3 separate regions of the Homo sapiens genome follow, and all the other regions are linked to region 1. Evidence: chromatin loops called from intact Hi-C (ENCODE). Cell type or tissue: dorsolateral prefrontal cortex. All regions are shown on one strand. Region 1 overlaps PLPPR1 (phospholipid phosphatase related 1). Region 2 has its middle 24 kb from the start of CAVIN4. Region 3 has its middle 140 kb from the start of CAVIN4.

Region 1 (8,000 bases):
TGGCCTGAAGTCTCCTGGCTATAAATGAGATCGTTTGTTTTTTTTTTTTTTAGTTTTGGTTTCTTTCTACCCCCAAGCAGGTTAAGCCATATACATCAAGCAGAGATTTAGCACAAATTCTCCTATTGCAAGAGTTTAATTTTCTCAGGTACTTTTGAAAATGGAGGAAGATTCCACATTGTTTTTTAAAATGTCTTATGTGATTATCCTATTGATTGGGGCTAACCAAGGCTCTTTTCAATTGCAAAACAAATCTGATGACCTTTTTCTTTCGAATTTGTTTAATGGCTTTGAAAATGTTACTACAAAAGTCAAAATGTCTTGAGTTTACTACCCAGGGAATTCTCACCCTTGACAAAGATTCATTTGTGTCACCACAATAATAAAACCCATATATTAGAGAAACATCAAAGTATACTTTATTTTATTTTAGTGAACTTTGCTCATTGTTGATTCACTTGCTTTAAAGTAGTCGATTTTCCTTCCTGTTGCTGTATGCAGCATCAGAGAGAAAACCAAGTTTATGCTAATCCATATTGACACAAATATTCTGAATTTCTCTCATTATCTTCCTTACATATTTTTACTTTTTCTATCTTATACTTCAAACTCCCTATTCTTGATCATCAAATTATGTGGCCTGGTTAAATGTAATTTTCAAAGCATTACACTTTCAAAGGTAAATTTTAAAATCACATACAAACACACATTTCAGCACTTTTATGCTTGCAGAAGCATATTGCCGTGGAAAAAGGCCTAAGTGCAGCCACAAGTGAATGAACAAAATATTTGAGTACAGTTAGTGACAGGAAGTTGAACTGATTTGTGGGAGGCCAATTTTTCTGGTGCCGTTTTATTTTTTTAATGTCTTCGAAAGTAAACAACTGATTATCCAAAAGCATTCTTTGCAGGTCTTTGAGCCTCACTGAGAAATTCTGGAATATATCTCATCTGCTCTCCTGGTTCTGCAAAAACTGGTTCAAGTAGACCAGTGGCCTTGGAGTGTCTGTTCTCACTGTGGTGCTAGTGTCACTGGGACAACTGGGCAACTGGGCATCATGACATAAAAAGGCTACATGTTATTGCTCCTAAATTGTTCTGTTTGGGGAGCTTTTTTCAGGTTAAGTAGATAATTGTATCCTCTTCCTCCTCTTTTTTTTTTTTCTTAAAAAGAGAAAAAAAATAATGAAGAAATTGGGGTTAAAGAGTAACAAGCAATTTGTCCAAGGTCATAGGTCTAATGAGTAGCAGAGCCTGGACCTTCTGATTACAAATCTGCTTTTTGTACTGCTCAGCACTGATTCACATATCACAATAGCCTTGGGCCTATAATCACATCCCTAGTTGCCTGCCTGCTGAGCTACATCTGTGTTTTCATGGAGAGATTAGAATTATACCAGCATTTCAACCCCATCACTACCTTGCCCTAGCTATGAGGTCTTGGGCAAGTTATTTTTTCTCTGTGAACCTCAGTTTCCTCAATCAGTAAAATGGGTATAAAGGCACTCAACATTACGAGGGGCTTTTAAAGAAAATGTCCGGTTGTTCATAGGTACCTAAAGACTTCCCTTTATCTTATTAACTTTCTTTTGGCTTATCTGACTCCAGCTAAAATAAATATGTGTCTGATCCTACACTGAACAACTTTCTTACCTGATCCAATCACCGAAACTTCCCCATTCAGGTCAGCATCTGAGCACTTCAGATTCCAAACCTGTGTTGGAATATACGTCTCATACATAGGACTAATCTTTCCAAATAGACTTGAGTTAGCTTTCAAAGGACATTTAGATTAAGCCCAGAATCTTTTTCTGAACTGAAATGTAACTGCTACTCAACATATATTTCATTTACCAACAGATGGCTGCATTTAATTCTGTTTACTACCATAACAAGCTTCTCTAAACATAGACATGCCAAACTGGAGGTAGGTGTGTGATTTTAGGGCCATTCTTCATTTACTTCTGAAAGTGTAATGATTAAAAAATTATTTTGTAACTGGGGAAAATGGAATAATGTTTACAAAAAGAGAAAGTTTGAATCACAATCTTAAAATGAAAGTGAGCTCATCAGAAGGGTTGATGGTGGTAGAGATGGTACCCTGTGCCTTGGGCCCTACCAGAATGACCCAACGGGGATGGGAGTTGTCATGGCTTTAATGTTTGTCCCCTTCAAAATTCATAGTGAAATTTAATTGCCATTGTAACAGTATTAAGACGTAGGACTTTTGAGATGATTAGGCCATGAAGGCTCCACCTTCATGGGTGGGATTGGTGCATTATATAAAGACAAACTTGGCCCTCTCTTGCTATTGCTCTTTCTCTCACCTTCTGACATGTAATGTTTTAGCAAGAAGGTCCTTACCAGATCCCAGCTCCTTGATATTGGACTTCTCACCCTCCAGGACTGTCCATTATAAGTCTCAGGTATTGTGATACAGCTGCACAAAATTATCTAAGACAGAAGTGGAGACCAGAATCTCAGGACCTCAGTTATTCAGAAAGTGGCCAGAACAACTTTGCATTGGAGGGTATGAGGAAGACAAAATTACCCTTTAAACATGGTTTGAAAATAATTTTTGGGCTTTGCCACCATGTAATTCCAAAGTCAGCTAAGGCTACTTGACCCTTTAATATCATTATAATACTGACTCAGTTCTCCATTCTGTACTTGCAGAGGTTCAGAGTACTACCCAAGATTTCTGTGAATTCTTGGGGTAGGGAGAAGGTGGTGAGAGGCAAGGAATGAGAGAAGGATTTACATTTACATGGTCTCCTCTAGGTTCATGGTCCTGATTCTGCATATTCAGCTTAGTTTGTGTGACTTCTCTGTCATTCAAGTTCTTATCCTTTTCCACGTGTCATCAACATGGAGCCAAGGTGTTGTTTTCTCCCCCCTACTGTTTGTAACATACACATACCCACTCACAAGGCAGTTGTTTGTAGAAAGTATAAGGAGAAGAGGGTGAGTTTACCTTGAAATGTTGCAAATAACTTCATATTTAGACATTTTAGTTCTAAAAAGTTTTCTCATCATGTGGAGAGTTTTAATGGCTACTTCACCTCCAGAGAACTATCTCAATGGCTTCCCACCTTTTCTCTCTCCCAATTTACAAATTTATAATTTATTAAAAATGCAGAGCCAATAGCCCTCCCTTTTATTGACTTGGTTCGTATCATGTCCTTAGGGTTTTACCTTCTCTCCAATCTCCAAGTGTATTTTTTTAAAAAAAAAACAAACAAAAATTCTATACCGTAATGCTATAAGGGCTTAAGTTGAGATATATATCTAAGGCATTAGAGAGAGAGAGATCTCAACTAGAAATTCCTGTTCCAGGAGTTCAGAATATGGCCCCATAGGCCAAGGCAAATTTAGACCAGAATACCTAGCCTTTGTCTGCCAATTACTTAGAAGTGACTTCATTGATTTGTGTTAAATAAATGAAGATAAAATCTGAATGAACCTTAAAAGTGGGTGAGAATTAGTCTGCCTTCTTATTCTCCAAATAGACTTAAATCAGAGAAATTTATTGATGTGTATCTGTGTTTAAATGTATCCTTACTTTTTGCTGTTTCTTAAGATTCAGAATTTCATTAAGTCTCAGGATTCTAATTTCTAAGTTATAAAACTAACATATTCTTGAGTACAGGGATTTTTTTAAAAAGCTGGGATATCAAGTTTTTCTATAAACTATGATAATTCATACATAATTATACCTGACATCTAGCATTTATATCATGGCAGATGTGGAAAGAATTGCATTTATTTTTGATGGTATTTAACAATCTTTCTATCCACGAAAAATTGTGGGTCTTGTGTGTCTAAGGTAAACAAGTGCAGCTCTTTAGCTCATCTCTGCATTCCACATTTGCATATTTTACTTTTTCCCCCGATTCCTTTCATGATTGTTTGACTTTGCCTATATGGGTAGAAGGGGAGAGGGAAGAACAGACCAGTATTTGTTGTACTGAATAAGTTTCGAACACAGGGAGAACTGTTTAATTTCACTCTCATGACGGTTAGATGGGAGCTGTAAGCATTAGTGATGCTAGTTCACCATGATGCAAATTCAGCTTTCTTCTCAATTCCTGAGATTGGAAGTGCTGAATCTGCAGCTGCTGTGATATTAGTCTCTCTTTAACAAAATTTTTTTAAAACCTCTAGCATCTTTCATTTATCTTGGAAAAACCAAATATGTACATGCTGTACTTTCATTTTCTAAAGTTTCATTTAGAACAGATGACATGTGAATTTTTTCCAAGAAAAAAAATAGTTTCTTATCTGCTTTGACTTGTTGATTATTTCTAAGTGCTCAATTACCGAGAGCACTTCTTGGGTCTAGCTCTTCTGCTGATAGAACAGCAATGCCCCCTACTGATAAATTTCTGAAAACCTTTCCTTAGAAAATGAGAACATAAACCTCTCACTTACAGGCACAGTATTCACCAGCTTCCTCTGAAAAAGACGTGTGCTTCTAGGCTCATCTTAGTGTGACTTATTAGCCTCTCATTAGTGTAATTTCCTGAATTAGTCTTTGCTAAAGCAGCTATGAAGTTATTCCATGCTTGGCTGGCTTTATAAAAAATAATTTTAAAGATGTCAGCAGAGCTTTATACCTGACAAAATGGGAACCAGAACTATTTGATTATAGTAATGTAATTCCTGTTACATTATATTTATATTTAGAGTGGGAGAGTTCCTCATAATACCTTCATATTTGTCTTACTGTTTCTTCAGTATTTATAGAATTTCTGGTAGAGAGACTTTAAAGCCTGTTGTTCTAGATTTACTTGAATGCCTTCTAGTATTCTCTCCATCAAGTAATTGCCAGGGTTGTGCTTGGTTTTCCCTAGCAATAGAAAACACACTACCTATCAAAGCAAACTATAGCATCTATCTTTAAACAATTCCAAAAAAAGTCAATGCAAATTTTTTTCTGTTTAACTTCCAAATACCTATTGGACCAATTTTACCCTCTGGCTGTTATATTAACTTTTGCTGTAACAAATCTAATTTCTCATAATTCTTCTAATATTTGAACAGAGGAATCACATCCTTCTCCTGGCATTCTTCTCTTCCCTAGGAAAAGTAATAACTATCAGAGAAAAGGCAAATATTTCTATAAATGTGGACCAAAGGACAGAATGCCAGTAGAATATATAATTCCTATTTTTAAATCATAGACTAATTGTTACCCTCTCTCTCTAAACTCACACACACACACACACACACACATTTTCTTCATAGTTACCATAATACACTTGAAAAAATGACCATCTTTTTTTTCCTTTTTTAGTTAACGTGTAATAACTGTACATATCTATGGGTTATAGTGATATTTTGATACATGTATACAACGTGTAATGATCAAATCAGGATAATTAGCAAATCTAATACTTTGAACATTTTTTTCTTTGCATGTGAACATTCAAAATCCTCTCCTCTATCTTTTTGAAAATATGTATTATTGTTAACCCTCAAAAGCAAATGTAACAAAACCAAAAACAGACAAATAGGACTTAATTAAACTACAAGCCTTCTGCATAGCAAAATAAATAATCAGTAAGCAAACAACCTATAGAATGGGAAGAAAATGTTTGCAAACTATATATCTGACAAAGTGTTAATATCCAGAATCTACAAGAAACTCAAGAAAAACAAACTCATTAAAATGTGGGTAAAGGACAGGAACAGGTATTTTTCAAAAGACAACATACAAGTGTATCTTTAAATGTGTGAAAAATGCTCAACATCACAAATCATCAGAGAAATGCAAATTAAAACCACAACAAGATACCATCTTACACCAGTCAGAATGGCTATTATTAAAAAGTCAAAAAACAATAGATGTTGGCTAGGATGTGGAGAAAAGAGAACACTTATACACTGTTGGTGGGAATGTAAATTAGTACAGCCTCTGTGGAAAACACAATGGAGATTTCCCAATAGAACTGAAAATAGAACCACCAAATGATCCAGCAATCTCACTACTGGGTGTCTACCCTAAGGAAAATAAATCATCACATAAAAAAAGATACCTGCGCTGTTATATTTATCACAGTACTATTTACAATAGCACAGTCATGGAATCAACTTAAGTGTTCATCAACTGATTGAATAAAGAAAGGTCGTGTGTGTGTGTGTGTGTGTATAGCAAAAATTAAGGACACATTAAACACAGATACACATCTATAAATTTCTCTGATTTAAGTCTCTTTGGAGAATAAGCCTATATATACATATAGGCTATATATATATTCCATTGTGTATTCCATTTTATAGATGAGTAGTATTCCATTGTGTGCATATATATATATACACACACACACACACAAAATTCCATCATATATATACATATATATATAGCCTATATATATAGTCTATATCTATATATGTGTGTGTATATAGCCTATATATATATATACATATAGGCTATATATATATTCCATTGTGTATTCCATTTTATAGATGAGTAGTATTCCATTGTGTGCATATATATATATATATATATGCTATATATGTGTGTGTGTATATATATATATACACACACATATATATATACACACATTTCTCTGATTTAAGGCTATTTGGAGAATAAGCCTATATATATATATATGCTATATATATATACACACACACACAGGCTATATAGCCTATATATATATATATATATATATATGCTTATTCTCCAAATAGACTTAAATCAGAGAAATGTGTATATATATATAGCCTATATATACGTGTGTGTGTATATATATACATATACATACATATATATAGCCTATATACGTGTGTGTATATATATACATATACACACATATATATACATATACACACATATATATACCCTATATATATGCCCTATATATATACCCTATATATATACCTATATATATACACCTCTCTATATATACCTATATAGAGAGAGGTATATATACACCCTATATATACATCCTATATACATACCCTATATATATATAGGGTATGTATATAGGATGTATATATACCTCTCTATATATAGAGGTGTATATATATATATGGGTATATATATAGGGTATATATATATGATGGAATTGTGTGTGTGTGTATATATATATATGCACACAATGGAATACTACTCATCTATAAAAAAGAATGAAAGAAAGTCTTTTAGCAACATACTTCGATGGAATTGGAGGCCATTATCCTAAGTGAAATAACTCAGAAACAAAGTCAAATACTGCATGTTCTCACTTGCAAGTGGGAGCTAATCAATGGGTACACATGGACGTAGAGAGTGGATTAATAGACATTGGAGACACTAAAAGGCGGAAAAATAGGAGGAGAGTGAGGGTTGAAAAATTACCTGTTGGGTGCAATGTCTGCTATTCAGATGATGGGTAGGCTAAAAGCCCAGACTTCACCTCTGTGCAATATATTCGTGTCACAAAACTGCACTTGTACTCCCTAAATACATAAAAATAAATTAAGATTATTGTTAGCCATACTTATACAGAACACCAGAAGTCATTCCTGCCATCTAGTTGTAGCTTTCTATTCATTAACCAACCTCTCTTTATCCTCCTTTCCTTCTTACCCTTCCAGCTTCTAACAATCGCAGTTCTATTTTCCCCTTCTATGAGCTCACTTTTTTTTTTTTTAGCTCCTACACATGCAGTGTTTCTCTTTCTGTGCCTGACTTAACATAATATCCTCAAGGCTTACTCATGCTGAATAAATAGCTGAATTTCATTGAGTGTGTGTGTGTGTGTGTGTGTGTGTGTACATATATACCATATTTTCTTTATGCATTTATTTGTTGGTGGACATTTAGGCAATTCTGTATCTTTGGTATTGTGATTAGAGTGGCAATAAACGTGGGGGTGCAGGTATCACTTCCATATACTTCCTTTCCTTTGGATGAATACCCAGTAGTGGGATGGCTGGATTGCATGGTAGTTTTATTTTTAGTTTTTTCAGAAAGTTCCATACTGTTTTCTACAATGGCTGTACTAATTTAC
Region 2 (8,000 bases), 630 kb before region 1:
AACAAAATTAATCCTGGAGAGGAAGAACCAAATCTCAGGCGCCAGAAGTGACGGAAGCAGGTAACAACAGCCACAATTTATTATGCTCTTTATTTAAGGCAAGGAACTTTAAGTACTTTAACCCTCACAACAAATCTACTCTCGAATACCACGCACCTGGCCGGAGCTGGTGGGGCTGCGGAGGCCTGGCCTCTCTCCCTGGAGCCCCGCCCAGTCCCCAGGTAGGCGGGGGAGCGTACGCTTCCGGCAGGACAGGGTGGTTCCAGAACCCACCGCTCGCTCTCTTGAAACCGGCTCCGCGGGCAGGAGGAGGGAATTTTGCATTTCCCGCAGTAAGCGCGCCGGGGCCGGGGAGGAGCCACATGAAAAGCGCTAATGGCGTAACGCATGCGCGCCGCGGAGAGCCGGTGCAGAGCCGGCGCAGGCGCCGAGGTCTGCGGGGCGGGTGTTCTCTTCCCGTCTCCGTCAGCATCCAGGTTCAGCGCCCGGCTTGAGTCCGGTTTGTTTTGTAGGAATTCCTGTTAATTCCTGTCGCAGTCTAGCCGTCTACCAATAGGAAATTTGTTAAAATATAGTGATGTACATATGATGGGCTATTTTCGCAGCTCCACTCACGCAAACCAGAAATGTAAATTATTCCCTTGTCTTGGTCTCCTTATAGTTGAAAAATTATTCTCTCCTGGCACTGTTTTATTTATGGCTGGCGACTGAGCTGTTTAAGCTTTGCAGTTTCTGTCTCGTTGGTTGAATTAGACTTACGAACAAATTGTCCATATGATGACAAGAGGGCAATGATGACTGAGTTTTTCCTGGGCCAAGCGGGTCAGTGGTAGGGAGTTGGCTACTTGGAAAAAAATTCTCCTTAAGACACTTCCTCTCGAAGGTGAGAGCTCAGCAGAAGGGGATTGGGGCCTCACTGTCAGATGCGTAAGTTGAGGGGGTTGTCGTCAGGAGTCCGCTGGAGGGGAGGCATTGCTTGAGGAAACTTTGAAAGGGCTCCACAAGAAAAAAAAAATCAGCCTTCAGAATTTGCCACACCTGAAAGGCACCATTGTGCCTCCAGATTTCTTGGATGGGAATCAAACAGCAGTGCACTGCATCCCTTGGACTGCAAGCTCCCTGAGTGGTCCCTCAGAGGCCCTCTTTGGTAAGCTTGAGGTTAGAAGCAGGCCCCTCACACCACCTCCTTTGGTTGCGGGTTCAGCAGATCTCTCCAAAGGATCCTCACTTGACCTCTCTTCCCATCTCTATTCTTTGACCTCATATCTTCTTTATGGACAGATAATGAATTCAAGGTTTTAGCCAAGTCCTGCTTTGCAAATCCACCAGGATGGTCTGTTTCACTACTGATTCTGAGATATGGATTCACACTTCCAAATGAGAAGAATTTTAGTTTGGTACTGCAGCATTATGCAAACCAACCTACAAGCAGGCAACACTTTCATGGAACAAAAGAGCTTACTCAACTCTTAGAAACCACGACTACCCCTACATTCAGATTTGTCGAAATCCTGGTTCCACCAACCAGCAGAACTCAATTCTAAGCGATTCTTTCTCAGCACACTTCCTATGTGTGCCATTATATTGAGAGAGCTGAATTCAGAGGAGTATCAGGAGAGGGAAACTGTTCTTTTCCCACTGACCATCTCAGGCATATTCTTACAACTTCTTTCGTCACTCTCAGATAATAAAAATTTTTCTAGTTACTTTTAGACCCAAAGTAATCTTATTTGAGTTATGAAAATTCCAGTCCAATATCAAAATCATATAACAACTTTCTCTATCCAATTGTAAACTCTCCACCTTCAGTGAAGTCTTAAAAAAAATTAAACCATGCCAAAGGGTTTATTTAAAAAGCAATCGTCAGTAGTCATTTGCCCTACTTCTGTCTCCAGCCACGGTTCCACTGCCTAGAGGAAGCCATTCTAAACGCTTATTTTTGTGTTTAGTAAATTATAGTTGTTGATAAATTTACGTTAACCCTGGCTTCTCAGTAGGAGCTCAGGTTCTGCCACTTGGCGATTTAATGTTTGGGAGACGTGAGAGATGACTCAGAGACATGCTGTGACATTTCATCTCCTCACCTGGACTCCCCTCCACCCATTTTCTTGAGATAGCAGGTAGCTCGAAGGCCTGTATGAAGCCCCAAAAGGCCAGGATTGCTGGCTGTCAGCCAAAAGGCCTTATCACAAGCCATGCTCGCTGTTGTCTAGTAATTTTTTAGATCCAAAGGCCTGCCCTTGTGGGCCTGGCTTTGACAGTGTTTGTTTGCATGGATTAGGGAGTGGCTTTTGTTGGAACTGATGTTCTTGTTAAGCCTGGCAAGTCTGTCTCTTGGGAGCAACACTACTCCTTTGCCTTTTGTATACAAAGAATGGACTCCACACAGCTGGTGCTGCCAATCTCTTGTCTTACGACCCGTGTATGACAGCTGACTCTCCTTGGTCTCTTAGCCATACTTTTCGAGGCAGCTCTTCTGCAAGGTCAGTGAGCACAGGGACATAAGCCATGCTATTTGGTGTCCTTCCCATAATCCATTGGGAACTTGCTCATGTATTTGCTCCAGAACCTATAGGTTATTATCTCCTTTTCTTCCCTCTCCTGGGCTACTTAAGCACCCCCTAAGTGGTTTATTTGCATCCACTTTTACTCTTCTTCTAGAAAGCTCTCCATATAAGAGGCCAATGTTTACTGGTTATCAATTTATGGCCCCTCAGTTTCAAATCCACTCTGCATTGCCTTCTTTGGCTGGGCCCTTTAAATATGTTTCCTTTGCCACCTGGCATGTTGCTAAGCTTTGTCAGCAGAGGGCACTGGAGAGACACTGGAGGAGGAAGGAGTTTTCTCTCCTAGTTGGGCTGTATGGCTCTCTGGCTCTCTGCAGCCTCCTGCAGTGTGCATAGATTTCCCAGGGCCCACCTCCTGTGGGCAGCTTCACAGGTGCCAGGCTCCTAAGCCCAGCTCCTGTAGTGCATCATGGCCAGCAGCACCCAGTGGCCAGAAGCTTCCTGTGGCATGCTCTTGGGCAGTTTCATTATGGAGTGTCTCTGGAGAGTTACCTCCTTTTGAATGGCTTTCCCTGGTACCCTAGAGGGTGCATTTTTCAGTAAGTTCCACCACTGAGACTTCTGTGTTGTCCAGTAAGCCACGGCCATGGCGTCTCCAACAAGCTCCAGATCTCAGTAGGAGGCTCCTCCTCGGTTAGTGGCAGTTCCTTGTATCGGCTATGCTTGGAATTCTTTCTCTCTCTTGTCTCCAGTTTTCTTTATTTCCCACAGACCATCCCTTGTGACTCCAATTTCCTGTTAAAAAGCTAATAATCTTTGATGTTAAATTTTCCCTGTTCAAATTGCTGCATAGTTTCTGTTTCCTGATTGGACCCTGACTGATACAGGGTGTGATCTTTTTTGAAATGTAAACCTGATTCTGTCACTCTGCCTTGCATAAACTGTTTTATAGGTTCACTCTGATTATGGGATAAATAAAAAACACCTCCTTTTATGCCTTCTGAGGCCCTGCACCATCTGGCCCCTCTTTACCTCCTGGCCTTATCTCATACCAGAGTCCCCCCTAGCTTTTCTCCACCACATGGTTTTTACAGTTACTGCTTCTCTCTCTGGAGTCATCTTCTCTCACTTGTTCACCTGGCAAATCCCTACTCATCTCAGACCTCAGTTGAATCGTCTTATTCTCAGGGATGTCTTCTCCACCTTTCCTGCCTAGGCTGAATCCACTTTATCCACTTTCCAAGCATGATGGACAGCTCCTTCAGACCATTTTTCACAGCTGTAATTTTATATATGTTCGTGTAATTTTTCGGATTAATATCTATCTTTTCTTCTACAGTTGTAAGCTCCCTGAGGGCAAGGGACTATTGCTTTCTTGCCTCCCTGTAGAGCCCCTGTGTCTAGCATATGTTACAAAGAGCCTGTTACAAAGCAGGTATTCCAGCTTGTTCCAGTCTTGGTCCAGTGATTTTCCTGTCCATATTCCAATTTGCCACAAGATGGCAGGCTAAGCTACTCTGGTACTTGATATCCTTTGAGAAAGAAGTGGCACTTCAGGTTAAAATGCCTTTGAGTCGGGAGATCTCTTTGAAGTGAGTGTGATTGAGTCACTTAATACAGAAGACTTCTCTGAAAACATCCTCTGCATCTTCACTTCTTCACTGACCCAGAGGAACTGTATGGAATACTGTCAAGCAAGACAGCTTCTCTTCTGCTTGCTTGAGAGGCTACTGCATGATTTAGGAAACAGTTTTAGGGAAAGCACAAGAACCCTGTGCTCTGAAAATAGGGACACATAGGGAATATAATATTCACTGCTCTTTGTCTCACACTTTGTTTTGTCACTTTGTGACACTTTGTGTCACACACAGTTTTTGAACTGTGAGTTCTAAAAGAAAGGCCTAGAGAAAGAGGTCAGCAAACAATGGCCCTAGGGCTAAATTTCTCTCTCTACCTGCTTTTGTGAATGAAGTTTAATCGGCGCACAGCCATGCCCATTTGTTGGCATATCTTAAGTCTTTTGCACAACTATGAATAATTATTGTTACCAGAAAGGGGTCCCAATCCAGGCCCCAAGAGAGGATTCTTGGATCTCATGCAGGAAAGAATTCCAGTCGAGTCCATAGAGAAAAGTGAAAGCAAGTTCATTAAAAAAGTAAAGGAATAAAGAATGGCTACTCCATAGGCAGAGCAGGGCATTCCCGAAAGCAAGAGGAGGGATGCACCCAACTAGGTACACTTCTTGTTTATATTATGGGGAGAGGCGTTCTACTACAAGGGTTTGTGATATGGTTTTTCTGTGTCCCCACCCAAATCTCATCTTGAATTCCCAAATGTTGTGGGAGGGATCTGGTGAGGTAATTGAATCATGGGGCAGATCTTTCCCATGCTGTTCTTGTGATAGTGAATGGGTCTCACAAAATCTGATGGTTTTGAAAATGGGAGTTTCTCTGCACAAGCTCTGTTTTTGTTTGCTACCATCCACATAAGATGTGACTTTTCCTCCTTGCCTTCCGCCACGATTTTGAGGCCTCCCCAGCCATGTGGAACTGTAAGTCCATTAAACCTCTTTCTTTTATAAATTGCTCAGTCTGAGGCATGTCTTTATCAGCAATGTGAAGATGGACTAATACAGTTTGTGATAAAGGATTAATTTTCTTAATTACTATATTTTGCAGCAATTGATATTATTATCTTTAAAGCAAAATTACGAATGCTTCTGTTCTCAAGATATTGGGATATCAGGACATTCCTGAGTCTAGGTCTGTTTAGTAGATGTTACCAATTTGTTCCCTTAACCATAAGCATCTGGAGGCTAGGAATACCTAAGTTCCTGGGAATGCAGCCCAGCGAGTCCCAGCCTCATTTTACCCAGCCCCTATTCAAGATGGAGTTGCTCTGGTTCAAATGCCTCTAACATTACGACAGAGACCATATGTTCTGCAAAGCCAAAAATAATATCTGACCCTATAAAGACAAAGTTTGTGAACTTCTGGTCTAGATGGATATAAACTTTTTAGAAGCCTTAATATCTGGTTAGCATTTAACTGACTTTTCATGAAAAATAGTGATTTGACCCTTTTGGGGAAAGACTTGATTTCCTTCTGGGAAGCAAACGTTCTGGGTAGAATGATATAGATTCTTAAGGTTTCTTAGAAATGGAAATATAAATCAGAATTATATTTATAAATTCATTTCAGGAATTAAATATTCAAGTGTGCTATATCTTTTTCTCTTTTAAGTGGGAAAAAATGGGCCTATATGATGTGAATTCCTTATAGTTTCTTAGCATACTTTCCCACAGCGGGACTAGTAAGTCACTGTTATACTAATTACAGTATTCCCACCTTATCTGTAGTTTTGCCTTCTGCAGTTTCAGTTACCTGTGGTCAACCACAGTACAAAAATATTAAATGGAAAATTCCAGAAACAAACAATTCATAAGTTTTAAGTTGAGCACTGTGCTAGTAGCATGATGAAATCTCACGCTGTCCTGCTTCCTTACTTCATTTCATCATGTAGGCATTTTATCATTTCACATCAACACAAGAAGGGTGAGTATAGTACAGTAAGATATTTAGAGAGAGGGCATATCCACATAACTTTTATTACAGTATGTACACACACACACACACACACACACACACACACACACACACACATATATATTTATTTTGAGACAGAATCTTGCTTTGTTACCCAAGCTGGAGTGTAGTGGCACAATCTTGGCTTACCGCAACCTCCACCTCCTGGGTTCAAGCGATTTCTTGTGCCTCAGCCTCTGAGTTGCTAGAATTACAGGTGTGCACCATCACGCCTGGCTAATTTTTGTATTTTTAGTACAGATGGGGTTTTGCCATGTTGGCCATGCTGGTCTCGAACTCCTTGCCTCAAGTAATCCATCCTCAAGTAATCTTGGCCTCCCAAAATGCTGGATTACAGGCATGAGCCACCGTGCCTGGCCTATTACAGTATATTGTTATAATTGTTCTACTATATTATTGTTTTTAATCTCTTACAGTGCATAATTTGTGAATTAAACTCTATTGTATGTATAGGAAAAAAGATAGGATATATAGGGTTCAGTACTATTCATGATTTCTGGCATCCACAGGGGATCTTGGAATGCATCCCTTGCAGATAAGGGGGGGACTACAGTACTTCATTTGTCAAGATACTGATCAAAGGCCCTGTACTTCTATAGCTATTTACCTTTCATTCAAAAAGTATTCTTGGCATGGATGGTGTGCTTATTTATGAATTTGTAAGTACTCAGACATTGCTGAGTCGGAATAAGGTTAATTCATTTTGCAAATTTTACATAATCCACTTTAAATCCACTTTATTCAGAACCTCTTCCTGCCAAACATTTTGAGGAGGTAATGGATATTCCTTACCATTTCTTAGTGTTCTTATAAAAACAGGCAAATCAGAATCAAGCCAATTATCTTTGAGCATACACAGATAAGAGATTAGCTGGACCCTGTTAGGTCCCCTTAGTTTAGGCAGATGATTGCTATGGCTCAACAAGAGGGTCTGTTCCCCGGCAAGGTCTGCAGAAAGAAGCTGCCAGAAGGAGAATTCTGTGCTCATGAATATTTGTGAGAACAAAGCAGGCAGGCTGTCTATCCTCCCCTTAATGGTGCCTTTTTTGTAGAAAGTTTTTCAGGCATATAGGGGAATCTCTTTTTTATAGTCCAAAGTAATTATGCAATCAGATTTCCTATCTACCAAAGGATTGGGCATGGAAGGGTTTTAGAGACATATATTGTAGTTAAATGTATTTTAAAAATATTATATGTTATTTCAGAACCTTTTTTCCTTTGTTTGTAATGTATGGCTATAATTATTTACATGATACATATTTATGGGATTTTAGTGTTTAACTCCAGTTCTTGGTTGTTGCAGGGTTCTTAATGTTGATTTATGCTTCAGCATGCTGATTTCTTCAAGCACTTTAAACAATGAAGGTATTTGTGTTATATATTTCACACATTTTCTGCACACTTGCCTTTATGAGAGTATCTTTGCTTTTGTACATATAAAAAAGTGGGTGTAACATTTTGATTCACAACCATTCCTTGAAAAAGAAACCACTATAATAATAGTGTTGAAGGGCAATTAAAAATATATAAAATCATGACTTTCATACAGATATAAAATGAACATGTATAAAGAGTTTATTTAACTTATTAATTAATGAAGGAGGCAGTTAAAATGTTACAGTTGGTTCAAAGGGAAATTAAAAGAACCACACATTATATAGGAAAATAAAGAATACTGGAATGAATTTACAAATAGATGTAAAACAGATCTATCTATGAGGGAAAAATCAATGATGTTCTAGAGAAAATTAATTTACATTTTTATGGACAGAAATAATTTACATTGTTTTCTATTTTCTACAACTTACAGAGTTGTAAAATAGCTCAAAGATGATGAAAGGTTAATATAACCTGGAAGGGTGTGCTAGACAGACACTTAGTAATTTCT
Region 3 (8,000 bases), 520 kb before region 1:
TATCACAAGGACAGCACAGGAGAGACCTGCCCTCATGATTCAATCATCTCTCACTGGGTTCCTTCCCACAATATGTGGGAATTATGGAAGCTCCAAGGTGAGATTTGTGTGGGGACACAGGGCTAAACCATATTGTTCTGCCCGGCCCCTGTAAAATCTCATATCTGCACATTTCAAAACCAATTATGCCTTCCCAACAGTCCCCCAAACTCTCAACTCATTTCAGCATTAACTCAAAAGTCCACAGCCAAAGTCTCATCTGAGACAAGGCAAGTCCCTTCCTCCTATGACCCTGTAAAATCAAAAGCAAGTTAGTTCCTTCCTAGATACAATGGGGATACAGGCATTGGGTAAATACAGCCATTCCAAATGGGAGAAATTGGCTGAAACAAAGGGGCTAAAGGCCCCAGGCAAGTCTGAAATCCAGTAGAGCAGTCAAATCTTAAAGCTCAAAGTGATCACCTTTGATTCCATGTCTCACATCCAGGTCCGCTGATGCAAGAGGTGGATTCCCATGGTCTTGGGGAGCTCTGCCCCTGTGCTTTGCAGGGTACAGCCTCCCTCCTGGCTGCTTTCATGGACTGATGTTGAGTGTCTGAATCTTTTCCAGGTGCACAGTGCAAACTTTTGGTGGATCTACCATTCTGGGAGCACAGTGCAAACTGTTGGTGGATCTATCATTCTGGGGTCTGGAGGATGGTGGCCGTCTTCTCACAGCTCCACTAAGTGGTATCCCAGTAGTGACTCTGTGGGGGGGCTCCAACCCCACATTTCCCTTCCATACTGCCCTAGCAGAGGTTCTCCATGAGGGCCCCACCCCTGCAGCAAACTTCTGCCTGGGCATCCAGGCATTTCCATACATCCTCTGAAATCTAGGTGGAGGTTCCTAAACCTCAATGCTTGATTTCTGTGCACCTGCAGGCTCAACACCATGTGGAAGCTGCCAAAGCTTGGGGCTTCCACCCTCTGAAGCCACGGCCTGAGCTCTATGTTGGCCCATTTCAGCCATGGCTGGGGCAGCTGGGACACAGGGCACGAAGTGCCTAGGCTGCACACAGCATGGGGACCTTGGGCCTGGCCCCCGAAACCACTTTTTCCTCCTAGGCCTCTGGGCCTGTGGTGGGAGGGGCTGCTGCAAAGGTCTCTGACAGTTGGAGATAGTTTCCCCATTGTCTTGGTGATTAACGTTTGGCTCCTCATTACTTATGCAAATTTCTGCAGCTCACTTGAATTTTTCCTCAGAAAATGGGATTTTCTTTTCTATTGCATTGTCAGGCTGCAAATTTTCTAAACTTTTATGCTCTGTTTCCCTTTTGAAACTGAATGCCTTTAACAGCGTCCAACTTTCCTCTTGAATGCTTTGTTGCTTAGAAATTTCTTCCACCATATACCCTAAATCATCTCTCTCAAGTTCAAAGCTCCACAAATCTCTAGGGCAGGGGCAAAATGCTGCCAGTCTTTTTGCTAAAAAATAACAAGAGTCACCTTTGCTCCAGTTCCCAATAAGTTCCTCATCTCCATCTGACACCACCTCAGCCTAAATTTCATTGTCCATATCATTATCAGCATTTTGGTAAAAGCCATTCAACAAGTCTCTAGGGAGTTCCAAACTTTCTCACATTTTCCTCTTCTTCTGAGCCCTCCAAACTGTTCCAACCTCTGCCTGTTACTTAGTTTCAAGGTTGCTTCCACATTTTTGGGTATCTTTTCAGCAGTGTCCCACTCTACTGGTACCAATTTATTGTGTTAGTCTGTTTTCATGCTCCTGATAAAGTCATACCTGAGATTGGGCAATTTACAAAAGAAAGAGGTTTATTGGACTTCCAGTTCCACATGGCTGGGGAGGCCTCACAATCATGGCAGAAGGATGAGCAAGTCACATCTTACATGGATGGCAGCAGGCAAAAAGAGAGCAGAGAAACTCCCATTTTAAAAACCATCAGAACTCGTGAGACCCACTCACTCTCACGAGAACAGCATTGAAAAGACCTACCCCCATGATTCAATCATCTCCCACTGGGTCCTTCCCACAACAAGTGGGAATTATGGGAGCTACAAGATGAGATTTGGGTGGGGACACAGAGCCAAACCATATCACTATTACACGAGTCAGAATATCCTTGTCTATATAGTGAAAATGTAATACTTGTCTCCCTTCTTCAGAAAAAGGCAGTGTAGCCCAATGGTTGAGAGAAATGATTTCTGTAGTCATATGGGCCAGTGTTCAAGTCTTAGCTCTGCAACTTAATACAGTGTGACTCTGGGAAATTTCCTTAATCTTTCTGAGGCTCAGTTTCCTCATCTAGACAATGGAGAAAATAATAATACTTATAGGGTTGTTATGAAGATGAAATCCAGCCATTATTTTATGTGCTTAGTATAATACTGGGCATATTGTGTGTTTCCTCAACTAACTGTGGCATATTTATGCATCTACAGGTACATATTTGTGAAGATCAAATAAAATATACACAAAATTGGTTTATAAGTGATAAAGAGCTATTCAGATGTGCTGGCATCATTAGCTGAGCATTCTAGTATATTTTTTGAGCCCAGACTTTGAGTTAAAACCTCCTGGGGACCTGAATAAAGCAACCATTGAGCCACTAGATCCACAGGAAGGCCTACCCTTTTCCACCCTCTGTCTCTGGCCCCAATACCACCCTCCATCTACTGTGCAGCCACTGTATTCTAGGCCCTGTGCTTTGCCTTCCTTGTTATTAACCCCCACAACAGTCCTTCAAGATAGATATGATAATTCATGTTTTGTAGATGAAACGGAGCTTAGCTCTTTTAAGTAACTTGTTTTATCATTGTATAGCTCTTACATTAGGGAATTAAGGTGAAAACACAAGTTGCTCTGGTGTTAAAGTACATGCATTTTTCACCGTACCATGTCTTCAAACAACAGTGGCAAACCAGACCGACTTGTACTTTGTCCTGGATCTGACGCTCCCACACCCTAGCAACTCTAGGTACGTTGGCTTACCACTAGAGGATAGGTTTCTTCATACATGAAATGACAGTAGCAAGACCTACCCTATAGGAATTTGTAAGTATTAAACAGAAAAGCATATAGTCAGTGATAATAAAGAATATTTCTTCATATTTTGTCTTCTGGTACTTTCCATCTCCCAAGGGTTGCTGGAGAGCCGCTCCTCCTTCCCTAGGCCAGCAGGGGGCAGTAGAGACCATAAAGGATCTGACCCAACCAGGAGGATCTCCTTAACCAACTGCCTCTGGGATCCTCCACCACTGTCTGGAATCTGAATTCGATCAGGTCCTTGGTAGTCTCTGATTCTGGCTCTTGGAATAGAAAAGAAGGAAAAACCTGTTATACACAATAACAGACACAGCTATCACAACAATAGTAATCCTTAGTGCTTGCGTTAAGACTCCAAATAGAAAGTTTTTATATTATACAGGAAGCGATTCACGTTGGCCCGGGGTTAGCAGTTTCATTAACCTCATGAAGACGTTAATATCATTAGGAAGGCAGAAAGAGAAAACCTTCAACTCCTCCATTAGACCCAATTACAGAGCGCTGCTGCACAAAGGAGGCTGCTGCCGAGCTTGTCTGTGCTCAGGCTCGCAGCCGCAGTGATCCCATTAGATTGCCACTCACTGAAGTCATTAAAGCAGCCTCATTTGTGGTAAGAAACCATCATTCCCGAAATAGGTTGCTTTCAAGAAATGAATATGGGTAAGTGATAATGATGACAAATTAACACAAGATGATAAAGTAAATGCAAATGCAGGCTGGGCCAAACATTGATAGATGGAGCTGGGGGTGGTATATCCCAGTTGCTCTATTTGTGCTTGATTTCTTACAACAACACTATGAGATCGCATTATTTAAGTTTTTATTCTGATTTATCTGGCTCTGCTCCCACTTGCTGTCATGAACCCCTGCAAAGTCCTCTCTATGTTTTTCTGATAGTTCTCAAAGGCAGCAGCAGTGCAGAGCATGTCATGTGTATGACGAAGAAGTACGACCAGTTTCCACATGGTGTGCATGGTTTTATTCCCTTTCTCCTGATCTCAGGTGCCCATATACAGGGGTCAGTTACTCCCACTGGCCACGGTCCCCTCTGCTCTGTAAGGTGGCTGTTGCTTCTGCTGGTTATTTCTGTGGATGCTCTCCAGCTCTGGAGGTGCCAAACCTGTGGTGGTTTATGTGCAAGTGTGTGTGTGTGTGTGTGTGAGAGAGAGAGAATGTGTGTGTGTGTGTGTGTGCATGTGTGTGTGTGTGAAGGTATGCCTCTTCCTTTTTTTTTTTTTTGAGATGGAGTTTTGCTCTGTCGCCCAGGCTGGAGTGCAGTGGTGTGATCTTGGCTCACTGCAACCTCTGCCTCCCAGGTTCAAGTGATTCTCCTGCCTCAGCCTCCTGAGTAGCTGAGATTAGAGGCGCATGCCTCCACATCCAGCTAATTTTTGTATTTTTAGTAGAGACAGGGTTTCACCGTGTTGGCCGGGCTGGTCTCCAACTCCTGACCTCAGGTGATCCACCCATCTTGGCCTCCCAAAGTGCTGGGATTACAGGTGTGAGCCACCGCACCTGGCCACCTCTTCTCTTTTTAAAAAGAATCACATCCTCCTAGATACCCTCAACACAGTACTGAGAGGCCCCTGGGTTCTTTATGAAAATAGACCTCTTTTTGTCCACCCTGCCAATATATCATTCTTCAAGATTGAGTCTAGATATCCTATTATCCAGGAAGTCTTCCCCAAGCACCCACATTGCTATGTGAGTATCTTCCATCCCTTTATGCCCTCAAACTACTCTGCTTGCTGCTATCTTGGCATAGGATATCAACAACAGTCTAATGGGGCAGATGACACATGACTCCTTGTGGGCAGGGTATGACTTACTCACCTTTGTATCCCCAGCACCTAGGAAACTGCCTAGCCCACAGTAGGTGCTGAATCTGTGTTTATGAAGTGAGCTTATTTCCTCTTTGTCTTTGAGATTTCTTTACCACTGGTCCCTCCCCTGATCCCACCCCAGCCCCTAGCATTCTAACTTTCTCTAGTCAGCTCTTTCTGGTACCTGCCTTCTTTGGCATGATACCCTGAATGCCTGTTTTTACCTAGGGCTCTGGATTTGTGGTTTGGTTTTGAATTGTTCACTAGGTTTTAAACCAATACTTTTTTTTGGATGCTGTATTACTTTCCTAGGGCTGCCATAACAAAGTACAACAAACTGGGTGGTTTACGCATCAGACACTTGTTGTCTCACTTTTCTAGTGGCTAGAAGTCTGAAATTAGGGTGTCAACAGGGTTGGTTCCTTCTGAGGGCTGTGAGGGAGGCATCTCCAGGCCTCTCCGCTAGCTTCTGGCATTCCTCAGCATGTAGATATTTACCCCGTGACTTCACATTGTCTTCCCTTTGTAAGTGTCTTTGTGTCCAAATGTCTCCTTTTCATAAGAACTCCAGTCATATTAGATTAGGGCTCACCCTAATGACTTCACCTTAATTTGATCATCTTAAAGAACATATTTCTAAACAAGTGCAATGGTGTGATCTTGGCTCACTGCAACCTCTGCCTCCCGGGTTCAAGCGATTCTCCTGCCTCAGCCTCCTGAGTAGCTGGGATTATAGGCGCATGCCTATAATTCCAGCTGTGAATATAATATATTCACAGATACTAGGGGACAAGACTTCAACATTTTTTGGGGGGTACAATTCAACCCATAACAGATGCCTCATCTAGTAGCACCTCAATGGTAAATGGCACCACGCAGCTGGCCCAGGTTTCACCAAAGCTTCCCATGGCAGCTTCTGTTTTTCAAGAGGGAGTTCACATGGTATCCAATAGTTGCTAGTTCACTTTCCTTTTCTATATTCTCAAGGAGAATGCAGTACTCAAACTAGGAGGTATTTTTAATCTTTCACTCTTTAAGTAAACTGGGCTGTACATTTATTTTGAGAAGTGAAAAAAAATTTGCTCATTGGCATTGGCATCCAGCTAAAATCAAGTTCAGTAATGCCCCAGGCTATTCAAAGCTTTTGTGCCTGTGACCTATTTGTGGGAAGATAATGTATTAATAATTGTAATGTTATAGCAGCCTCCTGATAATATATTCCAATATTTTATTGGTTTGCTATCTCTGAAAGGACTGGGAACCCCCTGAATAATTCCACTGAGGCGGGATAATCTTAGAAAGTCTCTGAACAGCAGTGAGTCAGCCAGAATAAGCCTGTCTGGCACAATCCACAGGGATCCCCTCAAGAGAGAAAACAAAGTCAAAAGTAGCAGAAACAACTGAGTGGAAGAAGTGAAACCAGTGGAAGATTTAGCCAATTTCCATGGCAGATTTAAGTCACTGGTTTAATGTTGGTCGAAGAGGTGTTCTTGGAGTTGCCTGCATTACGTTGCTTCTCATTTCGATGCTTAGTTTATGAAACATTTATGTGTCTTTTCATGTATTGTTAGTTTCCTCCCCTTTTACTCCCTGGAATGAGAGTCACAAGAGAGGCTACAGAAGAGGTAGTAGCCCCTTCATATCTGATGCAGACATGCAAGTTTTCAGTCCCTTACTGTAAGTTATGCCTTTATGCTACTTGCTTTCAATCCTGGCAATGCCACCATAGATTCTGCTGCAATTGGTCTTGGCTGGGTCGGGGAATAGTGCTTTTTAAGAGCAGCACTGGTGATTCTAATATGTAGCCAATGTTGAGAACCATGCCCTCCATCTTTTTGGCTTGTTTGCTTTGAAAGACAGAAGAGCAAAATTAGGGGAATATTTGCAGTGTAAGGTCTATCTATATTCCTCCAGGACACACATGCCCCTCTCTATCCCCTATCCTTAACTAGGCACATTCATGAAGCAAAAATTCCCTGTACCTCATCATGGCCACGGGCATGAGGGAATGATGCTGGATCATGACCTTAAAGGAACCATGCAGCTCTATGGGCATGAAGAAGCCATGCAGTATGATGGCCATGAGGGAACCATGAGGCTCCATGGGCATGAGGAACCATGCAGCTCCATGGCCATAAGGGAATCATGCAGCTACAGGGCCATGAGGAGCCATGCAGCTTCATGTGCATGAGGTAGTATGCAGCTCCAAGGGCATGAGGAAACCATGCAACAATATGGGCATGGGGGAACCATGCAGCCTCTTGAGCTTGAGAAAATCATGTGGCACCATGTGCATGAGGAAACTGGGTAGCTCCATGTGCCTGAGGAAACTATGCAGCTCTGTGGGCATAAGAGAACCACGACGCTACATGTGCATGAAGGAACCATGCAGCTCCATAGCCATGAGGAAACAATGTGGCACCACGACCATGAGGAAACCACGTGGCTCCATGGGCATGAGGGAACCATGCGGCTCCATGGGCATGAGGGAACCATGCAGCTCCATGGGCATGAGGACACCATGTAGTATCATGGGCATGAGGGAACCATGCAGCTATGTGTCCATAAGAGAACTATGCAGCTTCATAGGCATGAGGAAATTATGCAGCTCCATGGGGATGTGGAAACCATGCAGCTCTATGTCCATGAGAAAACCATGAAGCTCCATGGGCATAAGGAAACCAAGCAGCACCACGTACATCAGGAACCATGGAGCATCATGACAATGAGGAATCCATGCAGCTCCATGGTCATGAGGGGACCATGGGGCACCATGGTTATGAGGAAACTATGCAGCACCATGGGCTGAGGAAACCAGGCAACTCCATGGGCATAAGGAAATCATAGCTCCATGGCTATAAGAACAGCAAGCAGCTGCATGGCTAGAAGGAAATAATGCAGTACCATGATAGTTGATTACTGTTCACAACTTTTAGTACATCTGGTAGTCTGAGCCTTTAGATACTGCATATCCATTTCCTAGTTGAATTAACTTTTATTTCATGTCTTTTAAACTGGGTTCTTGCCTTTTGACTGGATTGGTAAGTTACTGGACCATCTAAGCCTTTTTCCTTATCAGAAACAGTGTCTTTCTTCCTCTGTATTGTGAAATGAGTGCAAATAGCCTGAATGTA

What was found. Hi-C counts contacts between places; a loop is a spot of excess contacts. Peaks named below come from ENCODE experiments on the same cell type or tissue, not always from the same donor. Only the 100,000 strongest peaks of a DNase experiment are listed, where the experiment ranks them.
Region 2: it touches region 1 in a loop (5-fold over the local background); 22 of 110 quality-filtered maps call a loop at or near these places.
Region 3: a loop joins it to region 1, with 14 times the contacts of the local background. A loop is called at or near these places in 48 of 110 quality-filtered maps.

What each region holds. Positions count from the first base shown.
Region 1 is chr9:101,231,326-101,239,325 of GRCh38, forward strand. The region is part of intron 2 of PLPPR1 (phospholipid phosphatase related 1); the gene reads left to right. It overlaps LOC105376182 (a long non-coding RNA gene), which reads right to left. Exons shown (of 4, transcript XR_930182.3): 2 at 7,346-7,446; 3 at 2,365-2,454. Among named protein-coding and RNA genes, the nearest start is that of BAAT, 150 kb to the right of the region's middle. In dorsolateral prefrontal cortex, CTCF peaks have their summits at 4,371 (motif pointing left) and 4,572; no DNase peak of the experiment used is centred here; H3K4me3 peaks cover 1,222 bases; H3K27ac peaks cover 5,452 bases.
Region 2 is chr9:100,598,532-100,606,531 of GRCh38, forward strand. No RefSeq gene overlaps it. Among named protein-coding and RNA genes, the nearest start is that of CAVIN4, 24 kb to the left of the region's middle. RefSeq lists an enhancer at 216-510. In dorsolateral prefrontal cortex, CTCF peaks have their summits at 365, 567, 2,804 (motif pointing right), 4,014 (motif pointing right) and 1 weaker place; DNase peaks (open chromatin) are centred at 390, 2,846 and 3,997; H3K4me3 peaks cover 1,080 bases; H3K27ac peaks cover 835 bases.
Region 3 is chr9:100,711,627-100,719,626 of GRCh38, forward strand. No RefSeq gene overlaps it. Among named protein-coding and RNA genes, the nearest start is that of CAVIN4, 140 kb to the left of the region's middle. In dorsolateral prefrontal cortex, CTCF peaks have their summits at 3,187 (motif pointing right) and 3,395; DNase peaks (open chromatin) are centred at 3,195 and 3,582; H3K4me3 peaks cover 952 bases.